5 separate regions of the Homo sapiens genome follow, and all the other regions are linked to region 3. Evidence: chromatin contacts called from ENCODE Hi-C or POLR2A ChIA-PET data. All regions are on one chromosome and are shown on one strand. Each heading gives the region's core, a stretch centred on a gene start or an enhancer-like site at or near the end of the contact. The rest is flanking DNA. Distances are from core to core; before and after follow the strand shown.

Evidence for each region. A loop is a pair of places that touch in the nucleus more often than their neighbours do. ChIA-PET counts read pairs that join two places held with the same protein, here RNA polymerase II (POLR2A). Pooled maps may share reads with other maps.
Region 1: a map with no recorded cell type shows a loop between it and region 3 (2.6-fold over the local background). The contact joins the promoter of CDYL2 here to the enhancer-like site in region 3. A Hi-C loop is called at or near these places in 1 of 37 single-sample maps with no recorded cell type and 2 of 50 pooled maps. POLR2A ChIA-PET finds 5 or more read pairs at or near these places in 2 of 52 experiments (activated T-cell and activated naive CD4-positive, alpha-beta T cell).
Region 2: a pooled map shows a loop between it and region 3 (13-fold over the local background). The contact joins two enhancer-like sites. A Hi-C loop is called at or near these places in 1 of 168 maps with a recorded cell type or tissue (naive thymus-derived CD4-positive, alpha-beta T cell), 3 of 37 single-sample maps with no recorded cell type and 10 of 50 pooled maps.
Region 4: a map of CD4-positive, alpha-beta memory T cell shows a loop between it and region 3 (6-fold over the local background). The contact joins the promoter of CENPN here to the enhancer-like site in region 3. A Hi-C loop is called at or near these places in 2 of 168 maps with a recorded cell type or tissue (CD4-positive, alpha-beta memory T cell and naive thymus-derived CD4-positive, alpha-beta T cell), 2 of 37 single-sample maps with no recorded cell type and 8 of 50 pooled maps.
Region 5: a pooled map shows a loop between it and region 3 (6-fold over the local background). The contact joins two enhancer-like sites. A Hi-C loop is called at or near these places in 1 of 37 single-sample maps with no recorded cell type and 2 of 50 pooled maps. POLR2A ChIA-PET finds 5 or more read pairs at or near these places in 1 of 52 experiments (activated CD8-positive, alpha-beta memory T cell).

Annotation. Positions count from the first base shown.
Region 1 is chr16:80,802,795-80,807,010 of GRCh38, reverse strand. CDYL2 (chromodomain Y like 2) reads left to right here and starts at 2,413. Exons shown (of 7, transcript NM_152342.4): 1 at 2,413-2,861. The coding sequence starts at 2,838. RefSeq lists silencers at 2,133-2,192, 2,213-2,522, 3,133-3,202, 3,483-3,632.
Region 2 is chr16:80,579,296-80,583,327 of GRCh38, reverse strand. No RefSeq gene overlaps it. Among named protein-coding and RNA genes, the nearest start is that of LINC01227, 8.5 kb to the right of the region's middle. RefSeq lists an enhancer at 2,662-3,151. Within about 2 kb of position 2,672, at least 3 of the 41 ENCODE cell types and tissues checked have a DNase peak (open chromatin) inside an H3K27ac peak, as active enhancers do.
Region 3 is chr16:79,284,897-79,289,079 of GRCh38, reverse strand. It overlaps a transcript of MAF not described here. Among named protein-coding and RNA genes, the nearest start is that of MAF, 310 kb to the left of the region's middle. RefSeq lists an enhancer at 1,192-1,692. Within about 2 kb of position 1,804, at least 12 of the 41 ENCODE cell types and tissues checked have a DNase peak (open chromatin) inside an H3K27ac peak, as active enhancers do.
Region 4 is chr16:81,005,526-81,009,308 of GRCh38, reverse strand. CENPN (centromere protein N) reads right to left here and starts at 2,095. Exons shown (of 11, transcript NM_001100624.3): 1 at 2,032-2,095. It overlaps CMC2 (C-X9-C motif containing 2), which reads left to right and starts at 2,424. Exons shown (of 4, transcript NM_020188.5): 1 at 2,424-2,575. RefSeq lists enhancers at 1,587-1,726, 2,037-2,146 and a silencer at 2,317-2,686.
Region 5 is chr16:80,675,005-80,678,611 of GRCh38, reverse strand. The region is part of intron 2 of CDYL2 (chromodomain Y like 2); the gene reads left to right. Among named protein-coding and RNA genes, the nearest start is that of LINC01227, 100 kb to the right of the region's middle. Within about 2 kb of position 2,036, at least 3 of the 41 ENCODE cell types and tissues checked have a DNase peak (open chromatin) inside an H3K27ac peak, as active enhancers do.

The DNA of each region.
Region 1 (4,216 bases), core at 1,164-3,663, 1.5 Mb before region 3:
TGGAAGTAGGTGGAGTAACCATAATGAAAGTTAGCCTGGTTCTTCCTTCTGAACATCTCGCAAATCCCATTTTTCTTCTTCATTTCCACTGCTAACACCAGGGACCATTGCAATTGGTCTCCCTGCCCCTAACCTCAAACCCTGCAGTTGATTTCCCATATTTCTTCTAGAATTTGTTTTCTACAGTGCACTTTTGATAGTCACATGCTTTTGATTGATTCAAAAGTCTTCATCAGTTTCTCCACTGTTGACCTACTAAATAGCAAACTTCTTAGCTTGGCTTTCAAGACTATCTCCGAACTGACCCACATTCACCATCCAGGGTCCTGTGACCTCCATAAACCAGTCCTCCAATCTTCTCATACCCTTCCCATAGCAGAATTGCTTACCATCTACTCTGACTTCTTCTCCTCACGGAAAACACTGTCCTTCCTTTTCTATGAGTCTTCAAGATCCATTTCAGTCCTAAAACATTTCCTGAGCATGGTCATCCACACTAAGTATCCTCTTCTGTGAACTCTGTAAACAACTGTTGTCTAGACTAGGGTTTTTCAAACTGCACTCACATTCTCAGGGAGTACTTGGCCAGTACAAGTCAAGCTTTTGGTGTTTTTGTAAAACTACTGATTATATATTCAAATTTGGCTTAGTATATTATTTCCAAGCCCAGTTTCCTTCTTGTCTTCTTCCAAATTACATCCTCATGCTATGGTGGTGCATTTATTCGTGAGTACAAATTAAGACTCATTAAAATTTGTTTAGCTACCTACAGATAGAGAACTGCTTATTATTACTGTTATTATTTAAAACCATGACCACCGGGAAAATATCAATATGAAGAGAGAAGTTCTATAACAATTTCAACAGTTTCTAAGCCAAATATGCTTTCTGATTTATTAATTCCTTATCCTCACCATTTTTTCCTTATCTTCATGCGGGATTTTAACTAGAAATTGGTATAAAATTTGTTATATTGGCATAGTTCGAAAAACAATCACTGTGTACCTACTCTCTCTCAGGAACAGTGGAAGATGCTTGCGATACAAAGATAAACAAGCCCCTATACGAAGAACAAGAATGTTCCAGATGGATTCAATGTGGAAGGACATTCTAGGCAGGGGGAACAGCAAATGCAAATCCATGTGTCCTGGAATGAGCCAGACATGCTTCAGGTTCCATGGAGTTTTTTTTTTTTTTTTTTTTTTTTGGATTAAAAAATTTGGTGACTTTTCAAAGTTTGACAACCTCAGGATTAAACAATTTATCGAGCCCCTCTGCCATCTCACTCTCCATGAGGGCAGTCCAGGTTGAGACTCAGATACAAATCACCTTTATTGAGTTCTGCTGGGATGGACAGGTCACTTCATGTATACGTAGATCCTCTCCTTAATTCTATTTAAATCACTTAGGTGACTATCACCATCTCCCATCAGGGTTCGGTGACCTGCCCACAGCCTCCCAAGTAGAAAATGATCCAGGGAGCATGTGAGTTAATGATACATCACATCTGGAGCCAGGCAGGCATTTCATGGGTGGGGATGAAGATCTTCCCTCCAATTTCAGAAGTCTGACCTTGCAGGTTCTGAAGTAACTATATACATAAATATTTATAAGGAGAACCCTTTAAGCAGAGGGGTGACCATTTATCCATGAGAGATGGCTTAGGAACGGATTTGGGTTTTGGAGAGCTTCTCTAGCTCCTCCAGCTCCGCAGCCTGTCACACGCAGGATGACCTTTTAGAACAACTGAGTGCTCCATTACACTCCTCACTTGCGGATTCAAACTGTCTCTGGGCAGGGTCCCAGTTTTGCCTGTCCAGGGACACTGTGCACTTGGGTTGACTTTGGTAAATGTTTGAGTAAGGGATGAGTGAATAAATTCGGGGAGAGGGGTTGTTGAGGGAAGGCCACCCCTGGCTCTAAAGACTTTCCAGGGTTTATGGGGTGGCCACGCCTGTCCTGGATCCCCATGGTGCCTCTGGATGGGCCATTTCATCCTTCCTCCCTGTGGCCTCCACATCTTACAACCCAGCCTGGAGGGAGGGGCCGCGCAGCCCCGAGGGGCCAGGTCTCCCAGGCGGCGTCCACTCCCCTCGAGGGTGGAGGAGGTAGGTGGGGACCCCGGGCCGGCGGGGCTCGGCTGGGGCCCCTTCCCTGAGGTCTGCAGCCGCAGCCCTCTACCTGGCTCCCCGGCCGCCCCTTCGCGGCCCCAGATCGGGCGCACCCGGCGGGCACCTGGCCCGCCGCCCCCCGGGGGCCCCGCCAGCTGCTCCCGAAGCCGGCCCGGGGTGGCGGGGCGGGCCCGAGCGCTAGTCGACTCTGGGACCGGTCCCCCGGGGCGCGGCCGGGCAGCAGCCCCCGCCTCCCCGCCCCGGGGGCCGGGCCGGGCTCCCGGGGGGCGGGGACTCGCCCAGTGGCAGCAGCGTCCGGGCCGGCGGCGGGCGCCGGGCGGCTTCCTGCAGGCGGCGCCGGGGCGAGCCGTTGCCGGCTGCAGCCACCGCCGCCGGGTCGCCGGGTCGCGGGGGCCGCGGCGCTCGGGCCGCGTCCGTGCCTCCCGGGCGCGCTGCGCGGCCGTCGCTGCTGCCCGCGCTCGTGCCGCCGCCGCCGCCGCCGCCGCTGCTGCCGGTTACGCCAGCCCCGCCGCCGCCCGCTCTGATTCTGCGCATAGGCAGCCCCCAAGCCTGTCATTCTGCAAAAACACAGTTTACTCAACACACCACACACACTCGCACACACACGCGCGCACACACACGCGCACACCGGACCCCGCGCGCACACGCACGGAGGGCGCGAGCGAGCAGACGCGCACACCGGCGAGCCAAGTTCCGCAGCCTGGCATGGCTTCTGGGGACCTTTACGAGGTACGGGGACGCGGGGGCGCGGGCCGGCCCCAGTCAGCGGGCGGCGGCGGGCGGCGGCGGCGGGCGGCGGGGACCGGGCCGGGGCCGGGGCCGGGCGCAATCCGGAGTTGCCGAGCCCGCGGCGGCGGCGGCGGCGGCCGGAGGGTGGCGGGGGCCGGGCGCGCCTCCCGCCCGCCGCCCGCCGCCCGCCGCCTCCCGCGGCGCCCGCGCCCGCTCCCTCTTTCTCTTTCTCTCGCACACACACTCTCTTACTCCATCTACTTTGCGGCCTTGGAGGGGAAGGAGGAAGCCGGGCGGAGCCGGGGCGGGGGAGGTAGCGGTCCCGGGGAGGTGTTTCTCGCCCGACGAGCCGCCTCGAGTACAGAAAGTACAGGTAAAAGTCGGCGCCGGACGTGCTGGGAATGCGGGGGGGCGCGCCGCGGCCGGCGGGGGTGTGGGGCGGGGGTTGCGCGGCCCGGCTGGGCCGGGGGCGCGGGGGAGGAGGGGGGCGGGCGATCGGAGCGGAGCCTGGCCGGGGCGAGGCGGGGTCCCGGGGGGCTGCGAAGGGGGAGGCTGGGTGGGGGTTCGGGGGGACAACCGCCAAACCGCTCCCCGGGGTCCCCGGGCCACCTCCCTCACCCCCCACCTGCTGCCCCCGCACCAGCTCGGACGCCCTCCGGGCTCGGGCGTGGGGGTGGCCCTTGCGGGTGTCGTGCTCCCTGGGGGCGAAAGGGGGCGCTGCGGAGGGCCCTGGGTGGGAGGAGAACGTGGAAGTCTGAGGTGTTGGGGACATAGGACACAGATGCCAGCCCAGCGCCCAGTACTCTCGTCACCCTCAGTGGATACCTGGCTCCAGGTCCTAATGAGTAGTGGCCAGCGTTGGATACTCTCATGTCTTCCCAAAAGTGGCGAAGGAAGACATTAGTCTGGCATCTTTCAAACAATGGAGGAACACCCATGGTCTTTGGGGAGCAAGGGCTTAGGAACACAACTGTTACTGCTTTGGGTTTTCCACAAGTGGACAACACAAGGAACAGCCAGCCACCACTCCCCAGAGGGAATGGCCTCAGAGGTGTTGGCCGCCAAGACCAGGTTCAGGATAAAGAAGTTAAGAGACCAGCCATCTTCAACCAGAGGGCCTTCTGGGCCTCCGTGAAACCAGCCGCATGGGTTAGCCTGGACCTGCACTTCCCGGAACATAAATTGGTTAACGCCATCTGGTTCTTAAGGCTTTGGGGCTCCATTGAGATAAGCACCCAGAAGGGGTAGAATTAGCCTTTTGCATAAGACATTGTAGGGTGATCCACCCACGACAGACTGCAGGGGGTGATTCCTAAGAAGCTCTTTCCTCTAGGCCCTCGTGGGCAGTTGAAGCT
Region 2 (4,032 bases), core at 1,423-3,922, 1.3 Mb before region 3:
TTTCTCTCAGGCTCCTATATCCAGTTAACGACCAAGTCCTTTGAAACCTGACTCCTCAACATTGTTCTTATCTATCCCTTCCTCTCATTCCTATCATGGTAGGTTCTTTCATTTTATCTCCTGATTCTCTCTCCTAGCTGGTCACCTACCCTTCAGTCTAATCCAGCATTTCCTAAACTTTACCTTTTTGATTTTGTCCACATCTCTCTCCCATCTGTAGTATTCAACCTTGCACGTTTGTTTACATTGACTGCATTTATTATATAAAATCTAACATTGTACTGTCTACATAAACACCTGTAAAACATATACACATACATTTTCTAAAAACTTAGCTAGTAAAATAAACCTGTGCACAACATAAAGACATAAAATACTTTGAAATATCTCCATTGGTGCATGGAGCACTCTTTGGGAAACTCGAAACCCATTCTTTACTCTGCAGCTGGGGTGGTCTTTTTATTAATTTAAAATTTTTTATTATTAAATGTTTTTATTTTAATAGCTTTAGGGGTACAAGTGGTTTTTTGTTACGTGGACGAATTATACAGTAGTAAAGTCTGGGCTTTTAGTGTAATCATCTCCTGAGTAGTGTGATGAGTACTTGGGTACGCATCACACTACTACATTGTGCCCAAAAGGTGATTTTTTTTCATCCTTTACCCCCCTCCCACCCTTCCTCCTTCTGAGTCTCTAATGTGATTATACCACTCTGCATGCTTTTGTGTACCTATAACTTAGCTCCCACTTATAAGTGAGAACATGCGGTATTTGGTTTCCCATTCCTGAGTTACTTCACTTAGGATAATGGCCTCCAGTCCCATCCAAGTTGCTGCAAAAGACATTATTTCACTCTTTTTTTAAATGGCTGAGTAGTTTTCCTTGGTGTGTGTGTGTGTGTGTGTGTGTATACACCACTTTTATATGGTATATACGTACATATGTATATCCATGCCATATTTTCTTTATCCACTCATTGGTTGATGGACATTTAGGTTGATTCCCTATCTTTGCTACTGTGCATAGTGCTGTGATAAACATATGAGCAGATATCATTTTTATATAATGATTTCTTTTCCTTTGAGTAGATACCCAGTAGTGGGATTGCTGGATCAAATAGCAGATCTACTTTCAGTTCTTTGAGAAATCCAGGAGTGGTCTTTTAAAAACACAAATTCGAATACATTACTCTACAGATTAAAATCCATTGAAGGCTTTGTACCAGATTCAGTTTAAATACCATCCTGTATCTGAGCACTTGCCTTGCTTTCTAGCTGGGGCAGCCCTAGCAGCGTCTTATATTGTTCCCTAGTTTTATAGCCAGGTTGTTGAGGCAGCAGGTGGGGAAGCCAGGTAGTAGGCTTCAGAGAGAATAGATATACATGTTTCTTATCAGACTTAAAGAGTCTTTTCTGTCAGTCTTAAGGTCTGTGTTGATGTTAATGCTCGTCAGCTGGGCCTGAATTACAAAGGGAGGAGCATGCCTCTACTGTTGCTCCAAATCCCAGTTACTGTTAGGGTCTCTCCGGCCATGAGCCTGCATGGCCCTCTTTTCTCCTGCCCAGGGGCTTCCTCCAGGTGCAAGACACTACATGATCCACCTGGTGTTCCCACATGCCCAGTGCTTACACATCAGAAGTGCAGGAGTTAATCACCTATGGGGCAAATGTTGACCAATGCCTTATGGAAGCCTTGTGTAAAGTCCCCTGTCTTCCCTCGCTTAGATGGATGTTTCAGAGATGCAATCTTTCTCACGTTCTCTGCAAAGATGCCTGGTAAAGCCAAAGAGATCATCTTGTCACCAAGTCATGACCAGTTGGGTAATGACATCCTTCTATTTGCTCCCAGTGCCTCCCTTACTTACTCCCCCTTTCCCTCATTTCTACTTCCCAGGGATTGCACTCCCTGGAAAGCTTTACCCTCGGGCTCAGTTTCCTAGGGAACCACGGACTAGAAGTTCTCATTTTGAGGTCTTCATAGACCTCATCTCTTCTCATGATGCCACTCCTTCTTCTCCCTGTACTCAATGTTCCAACTTCTACAATCTACTCTTGGTTTCCCCTACCAGCCAGCAGTCCCATTCCTTTGTTTACACTGTGTCCTTGTCTTCAAAACCTATTAATACCTATTATTCTATCAAGACTTCACTCAGGGATCACCCCTCTCCCCCACCGCCAGGAGCCTTCCCTGATCCTCCTCCCCTCTCCACATAGAATTAATCATTCCTCTTCTTCACCCTGTTGTATTCTTCCAGAGTTCTCTGATAGCAGCTCCACTTGGTACTTCATTGCATGTACTTATTCATGCTCAAATGCAAGTTCCACAAGGGAAGATATTTTTTGCATTTTGTACATTTTTGTGCCCATTTTTTGAATAAATGAATATCTGACCCTTTCAGCTATGCGACTATGTTTTGCACATCAGTGTCTCCAAATGCCATCCTAGGGCCATTGTAGGGTGTACAGAGCAGAAGCTCATACATATTTGATGAATGCATGAGTGAAATTTAGTCTAAATCATTGAGCATGTATTGAACAATCATCATGAGCAGAGATGAACCCCTCATGCTAACCATTTGCCTCAACAATGCACAAAGTTTCTCACAAAAAGCAGCCAGACGCTGTGGATGAGTCATTTCAAAACCAACCCAGTACTAAGAAGACAACCACAAGCTTTGAGTCGCTACATGGCTGGCCAGAAGCTTGATCTTCTGAGTGTGAGTCCCAGCTGGGAAGCACAAACTATTGTGTTCACCGCAGGAGTCAGAAATGCCTGGGCCTGTCTAGAAGATGATGGGATGGCCTCATGGAGATTCTTTGCTCAGGGTCTCCTGGGAAAGAAACATTCTGAAGGAAGATTGAATCCAGGCCAAAAGCTTGCTGCAAGAACAGAGGTCCATATCTGAGGAAGGCGCTTCCCCACTGAACTCCCCCTAGAGCAAGGCAGCTATGGTAAAACCTGAGCACAGAACCAAAGAGCTGCTTCATATCAAAACTTGGTGAGGCGCTGCAAGCACAGAGCCGTGGTGTTTTTTAACCAGGGAAACAGGATGTAGCCCGAGTGGGGATAGGTACTTTCCCACCAGGGGTGGTTGTTGGAGCCCATGATGGCGTCAAGCTAGAGGACATAGTGCAGTGCAGTGGGGCTTTGGGAACAGCAATGGACGCTTCCACAGAGAGATGGCGCTGGAGCTGGTGAGCAGGACTATATGGCAGGCTCCATGGAATACCTAAAAGGGGCTTGTTCTTGAGCTGATGTGTGATGCCCCTGGTAGCATATAGTGGGGATAATGGGAAGATTAAGTCAGAGAAGGAAAGTTTTTGTATTGCTGTTGCTATTTTATATTTTTATTGTTGTATCAAATGACCCTAGGTTCTGACATATATATAAACCATTGGTAATTGATTTAATTATATAATTTATGTAAAGTCTTAACCCAATGTCTGTACATAGTAAGTGCTCAATTGCTTTTAGCTATTATTATTATTATTATTAATGAAGGAGATAGTACTAATTCATCCAGGCCGCTATAACAAAATACCATAAACTGGGTAGCCTATAAGCCACTGAAATCCATTGCTCACAGTTCTAGAGGCTGGGAAGTCCAAGATCAAGGCACCAGTAGATTTTATGTCTGGTGAGAGCCTACTTTCTCAGATGGCACCTTCTCACTGCGTCCTCACATGATGGAAGGAGCAGGGAGCTCTCTCAGGCCTATTTTATAAGGGCACTGATTCCATTCATGGTGGATTTGCCCTCATAACCTAATCAACTCGTAAAGGCCCCGCCTCCTAATACCATCACCTTGGCAGTTACATTTCAACATAGGAATTTTAGGGGAACACAAAAATTCACACCATAGCACCAGGGTCGGGGATAGAGAAATGGCTTTTGATTACAATTGCTCTGACCCCTGTTTTTATCTCTGGACTAATAATAGGGCTGGGGATCACATAGGCAATGTTTAAATACGTGTGTTGAAGTTATTAAAAAAAGAAGGAGAGAAAGAGAGACTCAGAATAGAGACTTGCA
Region 3 (4,183 bases), core at 555-3,054:
GAGATCTCAGCAGGTATCTTTGCTTCTCTGTCTCCTTTAACAAACAAACAGGCTGGGTGCAGTGGCTTACGCCTGTAATCCCAACACTTTGGGAGGCCGAGGCGGGTGGATCACCTGAGGTTAGGAGTTTAAGACCAGCCTGGCCAACATGGTGAAACCCCATCTCTACTAAAAATAGAAAAATTAGCTGGGCATGGTGGTGCGTGCCTGTGATCCCAGCTACTCAGGAGGCTGAGGCAGGAGAATTGCTTGAACCTGGGAGGAGGAGGTTGCAGTGAGCTGAGATGGCACCACTATACTCCAGCCTGGGTGACACAGCGAGACCCTATCTCAAAAAACAAACAAACAACACACTGCTTATTCTCTTCCACCTGGAATGTCCTTCCTTTCCTCATGTTTACCTAATTCACTCACCTGTAAGATTCCACTACTCAGTCAATAAGCTTATTATCTATTTCTATATAACAACACCTTCCCAAAACTTAATGGTTTAAAATAATTGATTATTACTGTATCTCAAAATTTCACGTGTCAGGAATTCACACAGGGCTCAGCAGAGGTGACTTTGCTTTGTTCAGTGATGTATGGAGCTAAACTGTGATGACTCCCAAGGGCTGGGGGCTGAATAGGCAGCTCACTCTCTGTCCACATGGCCTCCCCACGTAGCAGCTTGGACCTCCTCACAGCATGGCAGCCTCGGGATTCTTATGTAACCGGCTTAGGATGTAGCAACTCAGATCTCCAAGAGAAAGGAAATAGAAACTGCCTTGAAATATCAGAAATGGCGATGGTGTGACTTTCACTGTACACTATTAGTCAAAGCAGGTCAGCCCAGGCTCAAGGGGAGGAGATACACACCCCACCTCTTGATGGCAGAAGCATCAAAGAACTTGTGAGCATCATTAATCCATCACTGTCATCATCTCCTTGAAGAAGCCTGGAGTCCACTCCTCCCCTGCTTCCCCTTCACCCTCCCTCTGCCCTCCCTCCAATGCCTTCCTCTCTGTTTTCTGATAAAAACAGAGTAATTACAAGCAGTGAAAAATATCCCCAAGGAACTGGGAGTAGTTTTGTTAAATAAAGGGTGCTGGAGCTCACTGGTATGGCACATGTTGTTTGGCACATAATGGGTTCTCAATAAATCGGAGCTACGATGAGGAGGGTTAGCTAGCTTTATTAAAATTAAAATGTGCCTTGTCTGTTTGGTGACTGCCTAACACAGAGAAGCTAACCCATAGGAGGTTCTCCCAAGGTGATGAATAAATGAATGAGTGAGTGAATGAAAGAATGAGTGAGTGAATGAATGGGTGAATAAATGAATGAGTGAATGAAAGAATGAGTGAATGAATGAATGAGTGAATAAATGAATGAGTGAATGAAAGAATGAGTGGATGAATGAATGAGCAAATAAATGGCTCAACAAACAAGTGGATGTTTCTGCATGCAGTCTGATTCCTGACGCTAAGGGATCCAGGCAAACCAAAAAATAACATCTGATTTCCGGCCTGCGTAGACACTCCAGCTTTAATTACACGTGGGTCATGGCAGGACTCAGGGTTTGGGGGTTTGGGGGAAAACACTTGGCCTCCTGCCACAACCCTCACAATGGACTAAGGTCTTTACCGCCAGCTGCTGGTCCTCAAGCTTCCAGTGTGGACTCACATCAGCTGTGCCTCCCCCGCCAGCCCCCGCCTCACCGGGAAGGGGCTGGTTTGCAGAATGAGACCCTCTCAAGGCCGAGGGCCCGGGAGTGCTTCCTCTCTGCCCCTAGCTGAACAGCAGCTGGGCTGGGAGCGTGGCAGGTGTCTAACAGCCTGCCGCAATCCTGCATAACAGGAAGTGAAAGAGAACACCATATCCAATTGAAACTGCAGTGGAATATGGGCTGCAATGCTTAATTAACCACCCTCAGTCATTTCACAGATTTCTGTTGTTGCTGAAGGAAAAAAAAAAAAAAAAAAGGAAGGCAGAGTACGTGGAGGACAACAAAGCTGATTCTGGAATGTTCGTTTGTGTTCATGCTCCCTGCTCCCACAGTCAGCAGCCTGCTGACATAACGCGAAGGGGACGCTCACTTCTGGCTTCGGTTTTTAATGGGTTTCCAAAGGGTTTTTTTGTCTGTTTGTTTTTTGGTTTTTTGCCAGAGAGTCAGGTCTGTGCCATACTCCAAGAACTCGTCGATACGTTTGTGTGGGAGGAGGCGGGGAAGAGGCATGTTGAGTGCATTTGTGCAGTTGTGTCTCTACGAGGGTGTTTGTGCAGAGGCACACAAAGCTGTGTCCTGGGTTGTGTGGGAGCCTGTGGATACGGCCATGTGAGAACGGGTGGACGTGTGGGCATTTGCCTCTGTCTGGGTTGTTTCACCTGTTAAAGATGCGTGGGAATGTCTGTGGGTAGCTCTGAGCAAGTTCTGTATCTATGTGAGGCACCAGTATGTATGCCTGGATAGATATTTCAATAGATGTGTCTTTGCCTATGCTGAAAAAAGTGAGTGAAAGAAGTATTATTGTTCAAGTGTGCATGCACATATACACGTGTGCATGCAAGGATAATGGTGTGGCAAATAAATGTGTGAGTGAAGATGAGAAACAGCATACTGCCAAATGTATCAAGAACCCACTAAGTAGTTGGCAGTGAATTTATGCTATGAAACTATCTGCTACTTGATGGTGGGGCCAACTTTTCAATATCAGGTGACCTCAGCTTCCTTCTCTAGCAGAGGATAGTACAGAGGACTTTTCTAAGAAGGTTCCATAGTTTCTGTAGGCTTCACTTTGCATCATCACCTCATTTTCCAAACCAAACTTGCCTGTTCACCTAGATAGACTTTCTGGGGAGAGTCTTTGGAATGCTGTAAATTCTAAACGGTTTTTAAACAAAAAAGTATTTAAAAAGTATTTTAAAAGTATTTTAAAAGAAAAACCAGCTAGCTACTGCTTATTAAGGGCTGACTAGTTGGCCCATATCACCCAGATGCCTATCAATATTGATCTTATTTGATCTCTCAATAAACTTATTAGGTAGGAACTGTTATCATTTCCTCTGTAAACTGAAGTAGCCAGTGGGAGGTAGGGCCAGGGTTTAAACACACACTGTCGTGCTGTAGAACCCAAACTGTACTGAGTCATCGTCCCTAAATATGGGGGCAGAGATGGTGCCCCTTTGGCTCAGCCAGTTGTGCAGTGGGAATAATTTGCCACACTGCCCTTAGGAACAGTGGTCCCTTCTGTGAGCACCAGAATTGCTCCTGGAAAGAATGGCAGTGCAGACCTCAGTGTGCGCTGGTCACGTTGGGGAAGTCACCTCCCGCCTTCCTGCAGGACGTCAGTGCCCTCATTTGGTGGTGAGTCCTGCGGTGCCCTCTGGCCTTGCGGAATCCAGCTCCTGAGCAGCACACTTTCAGGATTTCAGGGTGGTTTCTGAGTAATGGATTCCCCACCCCTGGAGGCCACCAGAATCACCATGGTAAACTTCCTATAAAAGCAACATCCAGAGTCCCACTCCCAGAAATTCAGAGTCAGCGGTTCTAGAGAGGAGTCAGGAGCTTGCGTTTTGCACAAGCCTTCCCTGCTCCCCACACCTAGGGGACTCTGATGTAGGTGTCCAGGGACCAAATTTTCGGAAAAACTGCTGTCCCTATTTTCCAGCTGTACAGCTTAGGCATTCTCGTCCCTAATCCTAAAGGAGCTATCAAGAAGGAAGCCCTAATTCTAGGTCCAAGGCCACTCGTGGCTAAACAGTGCCCAGAATGGACCTAAGGAAAGCGGGGCCGTATATATTATGGCTTAAAGACCTAACGAAAGGGGGGCCGTATATATTAAAAATATTTTTTTAATAGATATTTTTTCCAAAGTCCAGTCTGCACTGACAGGCAATATTTCTTTAAAAGCTGCTGGGGAGAGCAGCAGACAAATGCCTATGAAGCCAGGCATCCCTCAAGGAATTTAAATGGGTCAGGAACTCTTAAAGAATTTAAATGAGCATGAAATAGGTATGGAAGGTTTTCTGGGCCAATATGCAAGCCAAATAGTAAATAACTATTTTCAGCACTGAGTTTGGTTGGCAAATTTGCATATACATGTGATGCCGTACGTTTCTATTTTTACCATGTAAATCTGCAATCTGTAAAGAGAGCCGCGTGCCTTCGTGGAAATCCAGGCTTGGACTGTTGGCTGGGGGGAGA
Region 4 (3,783 bases), core at 846-3,345, 1.7 Mb before region 3:
AGCTTAGATGGTTTCTCCTCAGACTTATCCTGACCACCCAACCAAAAGTTACTTCCCCACTCTCCACTGCTAATTGTTTTTTTCCTTTTTTTTAGACGGAATCTTGCTGGGTCACCCACATTAGAGTGTAGTAGTGGGATTTCTGCTCACTGCAGCCTCCTGCAGCCTCTGCCTCCCAGATTCAAATGATTCTCCTGCCTCAGCCTCCCGAGTATCTGGGATTACAGGTGTGCACCATGACACCCAACTAATTTTTCTACTTTTAGTAAAGATGGGGTTTCACCATGTTGGTCAGGCTGGTCTTGAACTCCCAAGCTCAAGTGATCCTCCCGCCTCGGCCTCCCAAAGTACTGGGATTACAGGCGTGAGCCTCTGCACCAGGCCATCCACTGCTAATTGTCTTTACAGAACTATCTGAAATTATCTTTTTAACTTTTCTTGTTTCTAAAATTGAGCTCCAGGGCAGGACGATGTTTTTATTCACAGCTATACTCCTAGACCAGAACTGCCTCACTATAGTCAGTAAGTCTAATCAGGCCAAGAACAGTCTAATGTGTCTTTGATAAATACTTGTGGAATGAATGCCTGAGGAGACAACCTGGGTGGTTTGGGGTTCAACAGTCAGTGAAACATCAAATCAACACCTCTCCCATTAAGAACACGGGCGAGGGGCCGGGAGCGCGCCGGGCGTGGTGTATCACTTGAGGTCAGTCGTTCAAGACCACCCAGGCCAACATGGTGAAACTCCGTCTCTACTAGAAATACAAAAATTAGCCGGGTGTCGTGACGCACACCTCTAGTCCCAGCTACTCGGGAGGCTGAGGCAAGAGAACAGCCTGAATCCGGGAGGAGGAGGTTGCAGTGAGCCGAGAACGTGCCACTGCCCTCCAACATGGGCGACAAAGCAAGACTCCGTCTCAAAAAAACAAAAAACAAACAAAAAAACCCACAGACGAGGCTACCCGTTAAAATGAAGATTCCTGGGCCCTATCAAATTAAACTGTGAGGAGGGCGCACGGAGGGCTTGAGATTTAGCATCTTTTAAAAAGTACGTCAGATGATTTATTCCGGGTAAAGTTTGCAGAACGCCAGTCTAAAGAAATTTGGTAGAGCGCCCTCAGTCTCACCAATTAAGACGGAAATCCCTTTAGTAAACGTTTACCCCGTGACCATTTTTAAACTTTCCTTTTTTTGTTGTTTCGGAGACACAGTCTCGCTTTGTCGCCCAGGGTGCAGTGCAGTGGCGCGATCTCGGGTCACTGCAACCTCCGCCTCCCGGGTTCATGCGCTTCTCCTGCCTCAGCCTCCCAAATAGCTGGGATTACAGGCACCCGATACCACGTCCGGTTAATTTTTGTATTTTTAGTAGAGACGGGGTTTCACCATGTTGGCCAGGCTGGTCTCGAACTCCTGACCTAAGGTGATCCGCCCACGTCGGTCTCCCAAAGTGTTGGGATTACAGGCGTAAACTACCGCGCCTGGCCCCATTTTAAAACTTTCTTTATACTTCCTAGCGTTTTAGTGTCTGACATACAGTAGATGCTCAAGATCTGTGGAACGCATGATCAAAAAGATCCATTTTAAGTAACGTTCCCGTAGCCACACACCTCTGCTGCGCTCCAACAGGCAATGCGAGGAGCAACGCAAGAGGGTACAGGGACAAAAAACGACGGAAGCCGAGGTGACAGAAAAGCAAAACCCCAACTCTGGGAAAGGAAGCAACCCCAGGATCGTAGAGCGGAGCCCCTGGTCACATGACCACACGGCCCTCCCCTGACGCAGTCGCGAGCCTACGAAAGGCTCCACCCGCCCCACCGCGGGCGAGGTGACGTCACAGCCGGCACAGCGCCACCGCCCCCTCACCTCGGCCCGAACCGTAGTTCCTCGCCCCGAGCCCGAGACCCAGCGCCAATCCTGCGCCTCACAACGTGCGACAATTGCGAAAAAGCCACCCCCGAGGCCTGGGATCTGGCTTCCTCAAGGCCCCACACCCTCCGGGGCCCGATCCAGTGCCGCCCGGGGCTCTCTTACCGGCCCACATCTCCTGCAGTCTCACTCCTCAAGAGCTGTTCCCGCTCGCCGCGCCTTCAAAGCCACCAATTGCAGTTCCCGCCGCCTCCAAGCTCCGCCCACCGGAGCACAAGCATCAGGCTGTGTCTTGGGCACAGGGGACTGCACGGGGGAGCGACTGAAGCGAAGGTCGCCGAGCCCCCCACGCCGCTCTTCTTAGAAGTGTGCAACCTTGCACCAGTAGTGGACTTACACATAGGCTCCGTTAGGACCTGGCTTATGTGCTCGGCTTGTGGCTTAGACGCTGCCGTGCCCCAGTGGACTCACTGTGCCTCCCCCCACGACGGACGGAAATGGGCCCCTCCAGGACAGGCGGCGCATGCGCCTTGGGGCCCGCGGGCGGCGGGGGCGAGGAGCCGGGAGCACGGTGGAGCGGTGGAGGGCGTCACTGGGTTTCGGCGTCTGGCAAGCGGTTCAGCTGTCTGCTCCCTAGCAGCCGGCCTTCGGGTCGGGCGTCTCCGCCGGCTACTGCCGCTTCAGTTCTCCCGGTGTGGCCACGAGTCGGGTGAGTCTCGGGAGTCCAGGCCGTTCCGAACGCGTTCCGTTGTTCCTCCTCAGGTCCCTGATGGCGCGTCCCGCCGAGCCCCTTCCTGCCGCCCGTCGGCCCCAGGAGGTGGGGACCAGGAAGACCCGGCTGCCGCAGGCCCACAGCCGGGCTGCTGCGCTGGGGAGGCTGCGAGCGAGGTGGCTGGGCGCTCGCTGGAACACGCTGGTGGCCGAGACAGGCCGTGGGCGTCGCTCGGGGTTGGGATCCGCCCGCCACTCACTCAACTGGCTGGTGACCTTGGGCGCGCTCCTCCCCTCCCGGAGCCGGGGCTTCCTCGCCGGTAAAATGGACCTTGAGGAATGGAGCCCTCAACACAGGGTTTGACACGATGAGCGCCCAATAAAGTGTTGTTATTGTTGTTTATCTAGCAATTGAGAATTTGCGGGTAGAAAACGGGGGCCGTTCAAGCAAGTCTCAGCTGCAGTGCCCTGTGATGTGAGAACCCACCAAGAGCCCCATCAGTACACTTTACTCTTTTTTCTCCTTTAATGCTTTTTTTTTCCAGGAAAGTAATACATTCATCTTGCTTTTCTTGCGTTTAAAGATCAGGCGTTTTACGTAGAGTCTTAAGTAAATCAGTTTTGGAAGTCTTCATTTAAAACCTCAAAGGCATGGAAGTTTTCGATGGCAAAGGAATTATGTTGTGATGCCATTCGTATCTCCTCTCCTTTATATGTATGGCTTTTGCACTTGTTTAGTTGATTTAAAATGAGTTTCTTTTTCATCCTTTTCCTACTGCGTTGAGGCCTGAACTAGTTGTCAGTTTCTGACATTCCGCGAACATCGATTGGGCATTTACCATGTGCATTGGCAAGAATGCTCCCTCACGAGCCTGTGCGTTCCTTGAGATGTGTGAACGAGTATTTTCCTCTGAAATTCACATGATTCTGGCAGAGTGCTAGGCACCTTGTAAGTCCTGGTAATGTTTATTCAGGGAAAGCTGCGAGGGCGCATTCTCTGAGAAACTCTTCGGTGGAAGTCAGAGTAGTTAAGCCCTTCTCCCTAGGCAGCACCCCCGGGTCCCTCCCAGAAGCAGCCTGGCATGGGGTCTACAGTGCCAGCGCCAGTCGCTTTCTTAGTGGTATCGGTTTAGAACTGGTCCTGTGATAAGTGGAAGTGGGCAGGGGAGGCCGTCCCCGACCGTGTCTGCGACCTCTGCTGCAGTA
Region 5 (3,607 bases), core at 787-3,286, 1.4 Mb before region 3:
TGTTTCCTGACTTTTTAATGATTGCCATTCTAACTGGTGTGAGATGGTATCTCATTGTGGTTTTGATTTGCATTTCTCTGATGGCCAGTGGTGGTGAGCATTTTTTCATGTGTCTTTTGGCTGCATAAATGTCTTCTTTTGAGAAGTGTCTGTTCATGTCCTTCGCCCACTTTTTGATGGGGTTGTTTGTTTTTCTCTTGTAAATTTGTTTGAGTTCATCGTAGATTCTGGATATTAGCCCTTTGTCAGATGAGTAGGTTGCGAAAATTTTCTCCCATTTTGTGGGTTGCCTGTTCACTCTGATGGTAGTTTCTTTTGCTGTACAGAAGCTCTTTAGTTTAATTAGATCCCATTTGTCAATTTTGGCTTTTGTTGCCATTGCTTTTGGTGTTTTAGACATGAAGGCCTTGCCCGTGCCTATGTCCTGAATAGTAATGCCTAGGTTTTCTTCTAGGGTTTTTATGGTTTTAGGTCTAGCGTTTAAGTCTTTAATCCATCTTGAATTGATTTTTGTATAAGGTGTAAGGAAGGGATCCAGTTTCAGCTTTCTACATATGGCTAGCCAGTTTTCCCAGCACCATTTATTAAATAGGGAATCCTTTCCCCATTTCTTGTTTTTCTCAGGTTTGTCAAAGATCAGATAGTTGTAGATATGCAACGTTATTTCTGAGGGCTCTGTTCTGTTCCATTGATCTATATCTCTGTTTTGGTACCAGTACCATGCTGTTTTGGTTACTGTAGCCTTGTAGTATAGTTTGAAGTCAGGTAGCGTGATGCCTCCAGCTTTGTTCTTTTGGCTTAGGATTGACTTGGCAATGTGGGCTCTTTTTTGGTTATTTATTTATTTATTTTTATTTTTATTTTTATTTTTTTGAGATGGAGTCTCGCTCTGTCGCCCAGGCTGGAGTGCAGTGGTGCAATCTTGGCTCACTGCAAGCTCCGCCTCCTGAGTTCACGCCATTCTCCTGCCTCAGCCTCCCGAGTAGCTGGGACTACAGGCGCCTGCCACCATGCCCAGCTGATTTTTTTTGTATTTTTATTAGAGACGGGGTTTCACCGTGTTGGGCAGCATGGTCTCATCTCCTGACCTCGTGGTCCGCCCGCCTCAGCCTCCCAAAGTGCTGGGATTCCAGGCGTGCGCCACTGCGCCTGGCCGACACCTCCTTGTTTATTGATAGATGGGTATGGTGCTTCTGAGCCTGAAACGCTGTGACTAACTCCATGCCACTCAATCTGAAAACCTAGATAACATCATCACTTCCATAGAGAAATACAACTCAACAAAACAGCCTAAAGGAGGGCTAGAAAGCCTGAAGAGAGAAATAACTATTAAAGAAATTGGGCCAGGAGTGGTGGCTCATGCCTGTAATCCCAGCACTTTGGGAGGCTGAGGCAGTGGATAGCTTGAGCCCAGGAGTTCAAGACCAGCCTGGGCAACATGGCGAAACCCTGTCTCTCCAAAAAAATACAAAAATTAGCCAGGTGTGGTGGCACATGCCTGTAGTCCCAGCTTTCCAGGGAGCTGAGGTGGGAGGATCACTTGAGCCCAGGAGGTGGAGGCTGCAGTGAGCTGTGATTGTGCCACTGCACTCCAGCCTGGGCGACAGAGCGAGACTCTGTCTCAAAAAAAAAAAAAAAAAAAAAAAAATACATTGAATTGGTTGTTAAAAAGTCCTCAGAAGAAGTAAGAAAGGAGGAACACAAGGCCCAGAGGGTTTTGCAGGCAAATCTAAACGTTCTAGAATAGATCATCTGACCACACATTCTAGAGCAGATAACCCCTCCCTTATCCAAATGATTATGGAGAACAGGAAAATGGGAAAATACTCCCAACTCCTGTGACGAGGTCAGTATGACCTGGATTTCCAAACCAGACAAAGAGAGGAGGAGAAATGCAAATTACAAGTCAATCTCACTTCAGAATGCAGTAGTGAAAGTCCTGAATAACCTTCTGGGCTTATTATAGTTCCCTTGATACTTCCTCAAAACTACGACTGTTTCAGAAACATCTCATTCCTTGCCCTGAACTTGACCCCAGTTCATTGCCTTTAGAATCACCACTGCTTCTCTGGGTGAGGAGCTTGTCCCAGAAGAGGCCCAGGGAAACTGGTTCAGGAAGGCTCTGACTGTCATCGGCAGTGGCCCCACACTATCTGGTGAACCACTGAGAGGTCAGGAAGGGTGTTCCCGGGGCAGCCTCTTGTCAGCACAGGTATCCATGTATCCACTTCCCTGAGCCCAGCTGTTCTTCCTGACCCACTTCAAGTACCCACCCCCAGGCCAACACACTTTCACTAACCTTTTCAATTTTTAAAAGCAGATGATTTTTCCAAGTCAGTAACAACAAAAACTTGAGGGTTTTTTAATCTTTTGTCTTTCACAGGGTGGCAAGTAAGGAAGGTGTGCTAATGAACTAACTTAAAACCCTTTGATGTGGTGGTGTTAAGACCCTGTCCAACTTGGCCACCGCCCTATGCACATGGAAAGTGCCAGGCTGTGATGGGAAATCCGACTCTTTAACCAGGAGCAACTTGACCTATGGCAGATCCAAGGGGAGAATCGATTCTCCCCGCTTGGCTCCTGAATTCTGGATTTGATTTTGGTGCCCAGAAGAGGATGATGGAGTCTTGACCACTGTCAAGGTTTAGAAACCAACTAATTGCTTTTCCTACCTGCTCAGCTGTCGTTTTCCTCCCTCAATGTCCTTAGGAAAGTCTTAGGCACTGTTTGCTCATGGCTATCCATCAGGGGACTTCCAAAAAGGGTATAGTGGGGGAGTGGAAGCGATCCTCCCCAGGAGCAAGCAGTAAGCGGGTACAGTGTCTGTAGAGGGCTCCAAAACAATAATAAAACTTCACCTCCTAATGTCGGTGAAAAGCCGCTCTCCTTATTGAGGGTTCCAAAACAATAATAAAACTTCACCTCCTAATGTCGGTGAAAAGCCGCTCTCCCTGTTGAGGGTTCCAAAACAATAATAAAACTTCACCTCCTAATGTCGGTGAAAAGCCACTCTCCCCATTGAGGTGGATCCCAGGGCCTTCCTCCACCCTGACTCCTCACACAAAGCAGCCAGTCTTCATGAATGATGATGATAATGGTGGCAGCGGTGGTGGTGGTGGTGATGGTAGCAATAGTAGCTAACATTTCTTGAGGTCTTACTGCAGGTAACGCCTAGCTCTTTGTATTTGATCTACTAAATGTGATTTAATTTCCTCAGTGGTTCTCTGATGGAGCAGTTTAACAACATAGCAACATAACAAGGTTACCTGGGATCAACCTTGTTTATAGATGGGGAAGCTGAGGCTCAGCAAGGGTAAGACACAGCACTGAGAGAAGGAATTAGGGTGTGGTGCCGGGTCTGGGGATGCTGAAGCTGTTGGGGGTCTGTGACCAGTTTTGTAAATGAAGAAAGGTACTTCAGGGATTCAGGTTGAAGCCAACAGACCTTTCCCAGATGCCAAGGGCATTGTTCTGGCCAACACCCCTGGGCCTGCCTTTGAGGCATCTTCAGTAGTATCAGAGATGCTGACTTGGCATTCCAGGGAGGTGGAACCTCTGGTCCTGGTGATTTTCCTTAGGGCCTTAGATTAAAACACACACACATGTA